Linked DNA regions of Homo sapiens: region 2 is linked to region 1. Evidence: chromatin contacts called from ENCODE Hi-C or POLR2A ChIA-PET data. All regions are on one chromosome and are shown on one strand. The core of a region is the stretch at or near the end of the contact, and the rest is flanking DNA. Distances in the headings are between cores, read along the strand shown.

Region 1 (5,196 bases), core at 998-3,497:
AGTAGAGACAGGGTTTCACCATGTTGGCCAGGCTGGTCACAAACTCCTGACCTCAAGTGATCCACCCACCTCGGCCTCCCAAAGTGCTGGGATTACAGGCATGAGCCACTGGGCCCGGCCTAGTTTTACTTTTTTTTTTTGTAATGGAATTTCCCTCTGTCACCCAGGCTGGAGTGCAGTGATGTGATTTCTGCTCTCTGCAACCTCTGCCTCCTGCGTTCAAGTGATTCTCCTGACTTAGCATCCTGAGTAGCTGGGATTACAGGCAGCTGCCGCCATGTCTGGCTAATTTTTGTATTTTTAGTAAAGACGGGGTTTCGCCATGTTGGCCAGGCTGGTCTTGAACTTCTGACCTCAGGTGATCCGCCCGCCTCGGCCTCCCAAAGTGCTGGGATTACAGGCTTGAGCCACTGCGCTCGGCCCATTTAAAAAAACTTTAAAGGTAGACGTATTCCAAATGGGGGGAATATATAAAGAAAGGTAACACTTATTTTGCCCTGTGTGCTTTGAATTTCAGAAGGTGTAGTAAGCAAAGACCACTTACTAACCCTACAGATATATCCTTAGAAAATACAGTGGTTTCTGTCATAAATCTGATAAATCAGATGAGAGGAAGGGTGTATGTTTGATGTTGATTTTTCTTTTTGTTTTATTGGGGTTTTTAAAAACTATAAATATCAGGTCTGATGACTATGTGTATAAACATTTTCTAAGTAGATAAAATATTTTCAAATTTTGCATTTTTTAGTATGAAGGGGATCCATCATTTGAAGTTGGTTTTCTAGATGTGATGATAAACTTGTCCCAGGTCTATTTGACACTCCTACCAAAATCCTTTGTGACCAGGGCTAGAAGGCAGCTGTGGCTAGTAAATAACCCTGTGTGTAGACTCACTTATTGGCTTTGGCATTCTCTATTGCCACAGCTGTGTGAATAGATTAACCAGAGACCCTCTGGTGCCAGCCACCTATTCAGGCAAACAAGTCTATAATCAGTACCTCTGTTAAAATGAAACTGTAATATACTATTGTCTTTTCATTTATTTATTTATTTATTTAGAGACAGGGCCTTGCTCTGTCGCCCAGGCTGGAGTGCAGTGGTACAATCTTGGCTCACTACAACCTCCGCCTCCCAGGCTCAAGCGATTCTCCTGCCTCAGCCTCCCAAGTAACTGGGACCACAGGCGCACCATTGCGCCTGGCTAATTTTTGTATTTTTTTTGTAGAGACGGAGTTTCTCCATGTTGTCCAGGCTGGTCTTGAACTCCTGAGCTTCAGTGATCTGCCTGCCTTGGCCTCCCAAAGTGCTGGGATTACAGGTATGAGTCATTACACCCGGCCTATTTTCTGATTGTTCAAAGTAGAAGCCAGGCACAATGGCTCATGGCTGTATGTAATCCCAACAATTTGGGAGGCAGAGGCAGGAGGATAGCTTGAAGCCAAGAGTTCGAGGCCAGCCTAGGCAACATAGTGAGAACTCATCTCTACAACAAAGTTAAAAAGAAAAATTAGCCAGGCATGGTGGCACATGCCTTTAGTCCCAGCTACTTGCGAGGCTGAGGCAGAAGGATCACTTGAACTCAGGAGTTGGAGGCTGCAGTGAGCCATGATTGAGCCACAGTACTCTAGCCTGGGCAACAGAGTGAGACCCTGTCTCAGAAAAGAAAAGAGAAGAGAGGAGAAGAGAAAGAGAGAAGAGAAGAGAAGAGAAGAGAAGAGAAGACATACAAAAGAAGAGTAACATACAAGAGAAGAGTTAGGAGACCCTGTCTCAGAGGAAAGGAGGGGAGGGGAGGCGAGAGGACAAGAGAAGAAAGAGTTAGGATCTATGCCCTAAGGAAGTAAGGAGGATTTGAGACTGTGTAGGTGGTTAATAACCTTAAGCTACATATTTTATGGAGGGAAAAATCCTATTTTTAAAAGTGAGAATAGAACAATTTTGAAGTGAAATGGAATGAATTAGCTGGACCATAACGGCTCTGACTGAAGAAAAGGATGTAAAAAGCCACATCCTGGATATGTACCAAACACCATGGTTACATGGCATGTTTGTATATGTAACATTTATTTAAAAAAAAAGTCTCATAGCTTAGAAGGCATTTATTTTTGTTATGTGTATAGGCTTCTGTGCAATAAAGCAGCCTTTTTTATTTTACAGCTCATGATGACTTAAATGGTTAATTGCCTGATAAATATGGTCCTCTTTTATTCTTCTGATTCTGTTGTTCTTTTGCACTTCATCTTTCAAGGGGTTGGGCTATTCTTAGGTTTCACTGATTGCACTGGAAGGGACATGACGGAAAATGAAGATCTCAAGATAATTTTCTTGCAAATTCACAATGGAAGATAAAAGGAAAGAGTGGCAGGCATTCTGCACACAGAGCAGACGTTTCTTTATTGTCATTGTTCAGCAGAGGAATCAACTCAGCCTTGGTGAAACTAGAGTGATGCCCATGGTGGCATGTCAGCATCTCCCTCTTAGTGGCATCAGTGCTAGATTGTTGTTGTTGGAAGCAGGAGAGTGTTTAGTCCATAAAGTACAGAACTTCGATATCACAGAAGCTAGAAGAACTTTACTGCCTTCAGCTTCGTTTAAAGATAGTAGAGAGCTTACTCATTCGTTTTAGAAATATGTATTGGGTCTCTATGTCAGGAACTGCTGGCACAGCAGTGAGATTGAAGATACAACAGTGAATACAATAGAGGGCCTATCCTCATAGAGTTTGCCTTTCAGAATGAGGGACAGACGCAGACAAATAGAAAATGTCGATTGTGTCAGGGAGTATTGAGGGCTTTGAAGAATGAAATCGTGACCCAGAAGAGATGCTTTTAGATTGGATCATCCGTGAAGGCCTCTATCTAGAAAGGAGACACTTGGGCAGAATTCTGAATGAACTTGACGGACATCTGAAGGAAAAATATTCCAGTCAGAAGGAACAGTACGTGCAAAGTCCCCAAAACTTCAATAAGTGACGTGCTCCAGAAGCAGCAAGGAAGCAGAATGAGGCCTGAACAGAGTGGGCAGTAGGAAATGCAGTCATAGAGAAAGCAGGGCTGGGTCACAGGCCTCAGAGACTGTAGAACATTGGCTCCTACTCTAAGACAGGAAGCTGCTGTGAGCATTGAGGTTGGGCGTGGAACCATTTGACTTTTTATGAGGATCACTCTGGCTGCAGTGTGGAAAATAGACTGGACGAGGGAGGGCAGTTAGGAAGATGTCACGGTAACTCAGGAAAGCAATACCGGTGCTTTGGACGAGGGTGGTGGCAGAAGAGAAAGTGAGAAGTATTCTGGATATATTTCAGAAGAAAGTGGATAGGATTTTCTGATGGGTGATATGTAGAGTGTAGGAGAAAGAGAAGAAGCAAGATTGACTTTAATGTTTTCCACCTGGGCAATTGGTGGACTGGAATTGCCACTTGCAGAAGTGTGGAGGTATGGAAGGTATGGGAAGAGCAGATTGCCAGGAAAGTTGAGTTAGTTTTGAACTCATTGTGTTTGAGAGGTCTGTTAAATTATCAAGTAGTGATGTTGAGGTGTAATTGGAAAAGTCAACCTGGAATTTATGGCAGAAGTTGAGGCTGCAGATATAAACTTGTAATTTTAAAAATGTATATTTAAAGCCATGGGAGTGAATGAGTTCATTTGAGATTGAATGCAGATTGAGAAGAGATTTAGAATTGAACTCCAGGGCACTGCATAGCAGGAGGAAAACCTAGTAAAAGTGGTATCTGTAAAATAGAGGAACGAACTGTCACAATTTGCCTGGTACTGAGGATTTTCTCAGTACATGAGACTTTAAGAGACTGGGACACCCTGAGACAATTGGTTGCCTTCCATGGGAAGAAAGTATGTCAAGAGGGAGAGAGTGAACAACTGTGTCCAATAAACCAGGACTGAGCAAAAACCATTGAATTTGGCATCATGAAGTCTTAGGTGACTTTGACAAGGCTTGTCTGTTGTGAACAGCCAAGTAAATGTGAGGACCACTCTCCAAAAGGTAAAGAAACATGCATGAGGATACAGGTGCGCCAGCTGGAGACATCATGCCTCTTCCCCGTCCCCACCAGGAGTGGCGTGAAGCCTCCCCAGTGCTGTAACGAGGCAGCCAGGTCCTGTGTGACTGCACATGTGACTTGGGGCAAGTCATTTAACCTCTCTGTTTTCACTATCCTATTTGTGAAATATTGTTTAGATTTGTGGTTTGAGTCAGCTATCTGTATACTACACTGTGTTAGGAGCTATGTAGATTAATTTTCAACAGATATGGTTCTGGGGTTGTAGGAATTTTCAATTTGAGAACAAATTGAATCTTACCCTTTGTCAGGAGAAATAGCCTTTGACATGTGTTAGGGGCAAGGGAAATCTCAAACTTGCTTAATTTTAAAAATGAATATTTGGTTGTGGATAATTTAAGCTTTGGTGATATTTCTAATTATTTTTTGTGTGTTTCTAGTCTACTGACCAGAAGTCTGAAAAAAACAACTAAAAAGAAAGACTGCATAAGCCTTCACTAGAGAAGTATTGAAAATTGCTTGAGGGAAGTGACGGTTTCTTTAGCCTAGTGTCTGTAGGACCCCAGTGTAGTGTTTGTTGAATGAATGAAAGGAGGCGTATCAGTCAGGTTCACTCAGAGAAACAGAAGCTGTAGGAAATCCATATGGATGTGTGTGAAGGTATTGGCTTGCCTACTGCTGGTGTGTGGCTAAGCGAGCTTAAAAGTCCGCAGGGCAGATAGTCAGGAAGGAAATATTCCCAACAGACTGAGCTCCCTTGGGCACAAGCTGAAGCCTGGAGTCTGAACTGCCAGAGAGCCTCTACCTTCTTAGAAAAGGCTTCCCACTGGCTAAGTCAGGCCCACCCAGGGGAATCTCTCCTTTGATTAACTTAAAGTCACCTGTTTAGGGACTTTAATTACATTGGCAATAGTCCCTTCACAGAAGCACCTAAATGACTGATGATGTAACTGAAAAAATGTGTGTGTATGCTACAAAATGGCTGCAGTCTCCCTTCTGTCCTCCAGCTCTTGCAGGAGAACTCTCTTGTAGCTCACCCTGTCTGAAAACATACTGGAAAGGAATTCAAGGAAATGTAGTTCAGCCTAGCCACGTTGACACATCATGAAGCCGTCACAAAAGGTAAAGCCTGGTTTAGGAGCATTTGCATTTGCAGTCTTAAGTATTTTTGTCTTATTTTT
Region 2 (5,196 bases), core at 971-3,470, 230 kb after region 1:
AGAGGGAGAAATAAAGGAGAGGTGAAGGCTGGGAATTCTGGGGATGGAGAGCACTTTTTTTTTTTTTTTCTTAGAGTCGTGCTCTGTCGCCCAGGCCAAAGTGCAGTGGCATGATCTCGGCTCACTGCAACCTCAGCTTCCCGGGTTCAAGGATTCTCCTGCCTCAGCCTCCCGAGTAGCTGGGATTACAGGTGCACGTCACCACGCCCAGCGAATTTTTTTGTATTTTTTAGTAGACATGGGGTTTCACCATGTTGGCCAGGCCGGTGTTGAACTCCTGGCCTCAAGTGATCCACCCATCTCGGCCTCACAAAGTGCTGGGATTATAGGTGTGAGCCAGTGCACCCGGTCGAGGGCACTATTTATTTATTTATTTTTGAGACAGGGTCACACTCTGTAGCCTGGACTAGAATGCAGTGGCTCAATCTCTGCTCACTGCCGCCTCGACCTCCAGGGCTCAGGCGATCCTCCTACCTTAGCCTCCAGAGTAGCTGGGACTACAGGCGCGCGCCATCGCGCCCAGCTGATTTTTTTTTTTTTTTTTTTTTTTTTTTGGTGAAAACAGAATTTCACTGTATTGCCCAGAACTCCTGGGGTCAACTGATCTACCTGTCTCGGCCTCCCAAAGTGTGAGGATTATAGGCCTGAGCCACTGCGCCTGGCCGACGAGCACTTTTAAAATGCAGGAGTCTTCCTGCCTCTGATATCTCATCCCTTATCACCATGCAAACAATTCTCCTTTTCATAGAAGAGTAGACATTTGGGGCGGGGTGGTGGTGGTGGGGGATTTTAGAAAATATCTACTGCATCCAAATGCCCTACTCTACAGACGAAAAAGCAAGGCCCAGGAGGAGGAAAGAGTTTGCTTACTGCCACCCAGTGAGCTGGCAAAGGCGCTGAGATTCAAAATGAGCTTTCCTGCCTTCACATATCTTCCGGCTGCCCTTTGCCTATTCCCTAAACAGTCAGGAGCCATCAAGTTCAGGAATTTGCAGGTGTGCTTCGCTGTGAACTGTGGAAAAGCAGCGTCTTCTCCCCAGAGGCAAGCATGTCGCCTTGTGAAGTTTGATGGCTCTTCACTTGCACACTCACAAAAAAGACTGAGCGTGTGTAACGCCCTGCTGGATGTGTGCGGTGCTAGAGAGCTTGGGGGTGAGGGGAGGACTCTCTCCCTTAAGAAAATCAGTTGACTGCAGAGCTAACATTGTTTTTTGAGTAATACCTGGTTTTTATAAAGTCGTCCCTTCAGTTCCCAAGCTCCTCTTCTGTTTGTTCAAGCCACCTTCAATTTGAAAAAGACTGAAGTCACAGCTTCTCAATCCCTACTAATTTCTCATGGACCTACTGGATTGCTCCAAATCGAGTATTTGGGACTGAACTAGGAAGCCAGTTCAATCCTGAGCCCCCGAGGCAGGCGTTGGGTCTTCTGTGGAGTCCCCAGAGACCTGCAACCTTCTGAACACGCATCCTCCCCTTTCCGCCGAGGACTCTGTCCTGCAGCCGAGCCAGGGCGAATGCACGGAGGTCACAAGGGAGGTGCCCTTGGAGGCGGGAGGTTTCTGGCCGCCGGGGCGACCGTGCTGACGAGGCACCTGCAGGAAACAGAGCTCTGCACGCTCCGGTCCCCCTCACCCGGGGAGGGAGAGGAGGTACAGAGGCGCTGGGGGAGGACGTCGAGCAGGCCAGCCTCGTTGCCAGAACCCCCGCCCCAGCCGGAGATGGGAGCACCGCACCGTCTCACGGGGGCTGGATTTCTTCTCCCCTTGCGGGTGTGTGTGCGAGGATGGACGTGGTAAATACGGGTTGGCAGAAGGAGCGAACCGCGGTGGAGGAAGTTCTTCTGCTTAGTTCTCGCCGCGGCGAGGCCCGCGGGCCAGGCGCGGCGACGAAGGTGCACGAAGGTGCCCCGCGGGCCTGGTGGAGTTGCAGCGGCGCGCAGGCGCACTGAGGGCCGCCCGCGGCCGGCTCCGCGGTACAAAGAGCGCCCCCGCGGGGAGCCGGGCGTCCTCTGGGCGGAGGGAGCAGCCGGGGCTTCGCCGGCCCGCGCCGTTCTTCTCACGCGCCGCTCCGGGGCGCAGCCACAGCTGTCGCCCACCGCGGGTGAGAGGCTTGCTGGTCCGCCCCGGCTTCCCCGCCCCGGCGGCGGCCGTGCGGTTCGGGCTTTAATTCTGGCGCTTGCCAGCCGGGGCCGACTCCGCCCCCTGCGCCCCGCCCTTCCCCGAGCTCCGGGTCCGCGGCGGAGCGAGCGAGCGGCCGGCAGGTTGGGAGGAGCGGCCGAAGGTGAGTGACGCGGCGGGGCCGTGCCGCGCCCCGTGCCGCGGCGAGGTTGTCCCGGAGCGCGAGGCCCCTACCCCTGCCTCGGGCTGGCCCCGCGCGGAGCCGACTTGGCGCGCGCCGGGGTTGCGCGGCGGCCGTGGCGGTGGCGGAGGGCAGCCCCCGCGGGCTCCCGCTCGTGCGGGTGAACCCGGCGGCCTCGGGGCGGTCCTGGGGGGGGGTCCGAGAGGTGGCGTCGGCCCCGCGGCCGTCGGAGTTTGGCGCGCTCTGCAGCGGCGGCGCTCGGCCGGTCTGGAGGAGGGAGAGGCGCGCCGGGCACGGAGCAGCGAGAAAGTTCGGGCCGGGCCGGCCGGCGGGAGGGTGCGGGCGCCTGGCTACCCCGGCCCGGCGCTCTGTCCCTCGGATGCCTCTGGGCCCTTCCCTAGCCCGGGGCGGAACGGGGGACCCTCTCTGAAGCGGCTCTCCGTGGAGTTGGATGTTGCCCTTCGCGGGAGGGAGTGGCGGTCAAGACCCCTTTATCCTCGGCCCCAGAGGGGCAGGTGGCCTCGGGTCGCCCTCCGCCAACTCCGAGGTGGCTTCGGCCGGGGCTGGAGGGCGGGGAGGCGGGGGAGGGGCGTGGGCGCTGCGGCCTCTGGGGCGGCCCAACCCGGCGCGGGCAGCGTGGGTTTCCGAGGTCCCGCGGTTCCAGGTCGAGGGAAGGTGTAGGGGCCCTGAAGCGGGCTGGTCCCCGAATGTTGCGTTTTCTGTGCCGCTTTGGGCAACACGCAGTGGCGCTCGCGGCAGCCACGGCTCCTTGACCGTTCATCTCCTTCACCCGGGTCCCGTGGAACTTTCAGAGGCAACTGTTCTTGGTGGCTCTTGCGGGTCAGCACGAGCCGTGCTGCACGAGCGTGACCTAGTGAAGGCCTTGGGCGAGTTGGCGTTAACAATTTATGGCGTCCGCCAGCGCTCGCTTTCCGCACGTGGCCTCTGCGGAGGGTCAGCCCATCTTATTAAATAGTGGATTCTATTAGACCCTGATACCCGAGGCTAATAAGGAAGCTTAATCATCCAGATGTGTAATCGTGCAGTTCCTTTCCTCACCGTCATTGCCCCCCACCTCTGGAGCTGAATGGAAATGAGGGTCTGTTTGCTTATATTGAATTCCTGAGTTTATTCAAGTTCATTTTTAGGTGGCGTTAACAGCTAAGTAGCTGTTCATCTGCCAGTTTCTCCTTTCATCCAACTTTCTCTACTAAAATGTTGAGCACGTTTTATTTAAAAAAAATTGAAGTGTAATAAACATATAAATTTACTCTTCTAAGGTCAAAATTCAGTGGTTTTTAATATATCCGTAAAGTTATGAAATCATCACTACCATCTGATTCCATTTCGTTGCCCCCAAAAAGAACCCCTATACCGATTAGCAGTCATTCTTCCATCTCCCAGCCCTTCTCCCTCATTTTAAGGCAGCTACTTAGGAAGTTTTTCTAAGATAGAGACTGAGTGAGAAAACTGAGAGGTGATTAACTTTGATCCTTTTTCTGTTACTAGGTTTGGGGAAAGGTGCTGCTGAAGCAATGGAAGAAAAATTAAGTATTGGCTGTCCTATGGGGAGGTTAAAATGAATAAGGATGGAAGAGAAGCTGCCAGTAGAGGAATAATTGCCTCCTGTAGAGACCCACAAGTTGGGAATACATTTTATCCCCTTAGGGCACAGGGATGCTTTCTGGGCTCTAGACTTGCCTAGTCCATAAATCACTCTAGTCGAGGTTCTGCCTCAGCGAAAGTGAGTTCTGGGTGTGTGTGTGTGTGTGTGTGCGTGTGCGTGCGCGCTCGGCAGGGAATGTTAGAAGGAAAAAAGACTAGGCTTAAAAGTAATTTTTTAAAATATCCAAACTGGCCCCAAAGAAAGAAACCAAAAAACCACAGGCAAATGGCCACTGGAATTGATACATTCAAGACTAGTTTCATTTCATGAGTATCAGTTCACAAATAGTTCTGAGTTAATGTGTGCATACATTAACTTTTTATCCCAAGTGGGAGGAGGAGGATGGAAAAGGATCTAGTTGGGGGCAGTGCAAGGAACTGGGAAGAGGAATGGGATAATGGCCGAAAGGGGCAGTGCTTGTGGGAGCTGAGGACTGTTGAGATGGAATAACTATAGGGTGAGCAGATTCTGAAAGAGCAGAGTGGGTCTGTGAAAAGTTGGACACTTCACTCGGGCTTTTTGTTGGATAATGTGTGCATGTTTTAAAAATCATTTTTAGTAAGGAGAGTTGAAGCTATCCAAATTATGCAACATCCACTACACTTCTCACTCACCCTTCAATAAGAAAAGTCAACTTGTTTTCAAGTGTTTCGGGAAGTTTTAGGCCTGTTGCATGGGTGACAGCTTATGCCATCTTTTTTTTTTTTTTTTGGTAATTTAGAACATTGACATAGCGAGACTCCGTCTCTACAAAAAAAATAAAAAATAACCGGATATGGTGGCACATGCACCTGTAGTCCCAGCTACTTGGGAGGCTGAGGCAGGAGGATTGCTTTAGCCCAGGAGTTTGAGGCTGCAGTGAACTATGATCATGCCACTGCACTCCAGCCTAGATGACCGAGCAATATCCTCTCTCAAAACAAGATGAGCTGTACCATAGGTATACATATCCCACACCCCCAGCCCTGCCGACGGAGTTTTGCTCTTGTCAGCCAGGCTACAGTGCAATGTCACAGTATCAGCTCACTGCAACCTCCGCCTCCCAGGTTTAAGCGATTCTCCTGCCTCAGCCTCCCAAGTAGCTGGGATTACAGGCACCTGCCACCATGCCCGGCTAATTTTTTTTTTTTTTTTTTTGAGATGGAGTCTCGATCTGTTGCCAGGCTGGAGTGCAGTGGCGCGATCTCAGCTCACTGCAACCTCCGCCTCCTGGGTTCAAGCGATTCTCGTGC

Evidence for each region. A loop is a pair of places that touch in the nucleus more often than their neighbours do. ChIA-PET counts read pairs that join two places held with the same protein, here RNA polymerase II (POLR2A). Pooled maps may share reads with other maps.
Region 2: a map of naive thymus-derived CD4-positive, alpha-beta T cell shows a loop between it and region 1 (2.3-fold over the local background). The contact joins the promoter of KANK1 here to the enhancer-like site in region 1. A Hi-C loop is called at or near these places in 1 of 168 maps with a recorded cell type or tissue (naive thymus-derived CD4-positive, alpha-beta T cell) and 9 of 50 pooled maps. POLR2A ChIA-PET finds 5 or more read pairs at or near these places in 2 of 52 experiments (RWPE1 and activated naive CD4-positive, alpha-beta T cell).

Annotation. Positions count from the first base shown.
Region 1 is chr9:275,769-280,964 of GRCh38, forward strand. All of the region lies in intron 2 of DOCK8 (dedicator of cytokinesis 8), which reads left to right. Among named protein-coding and RNA genes, the nearest start is that of DOCK8-AS1, 63 kb to the left of the region's middle. Within about 2 kb of position 2,248, at least 6 of the 41 ENCODE cell types and tissues checked have a DNase peak (open chromatin) inside an H3K27ac peak, as active enhancers do.
Region 2 is chr9:502,475-507,670 of GRCh38, forward strand. KANK1 (KN motif and ankyrin repeat domains 1) reads left to right here and starts at 2,221. Exons shown (of 12, transcript NM_015158.5): 1 at 2,221-2,280. It overlaps LOC105375947 (translation initiation factor IF-2-like), which reads right to left and starts at 3,079. Exons shown (of 4, transcript XM_047424276.1): 1 at 2,786-3,079; 2 at 2,465-2,695; 3 at 1,223-2,347. The coding sequence starts at 3,079. The coding sequence ends at 1,526. RefSeq lists a silencer at 1,857-2,346.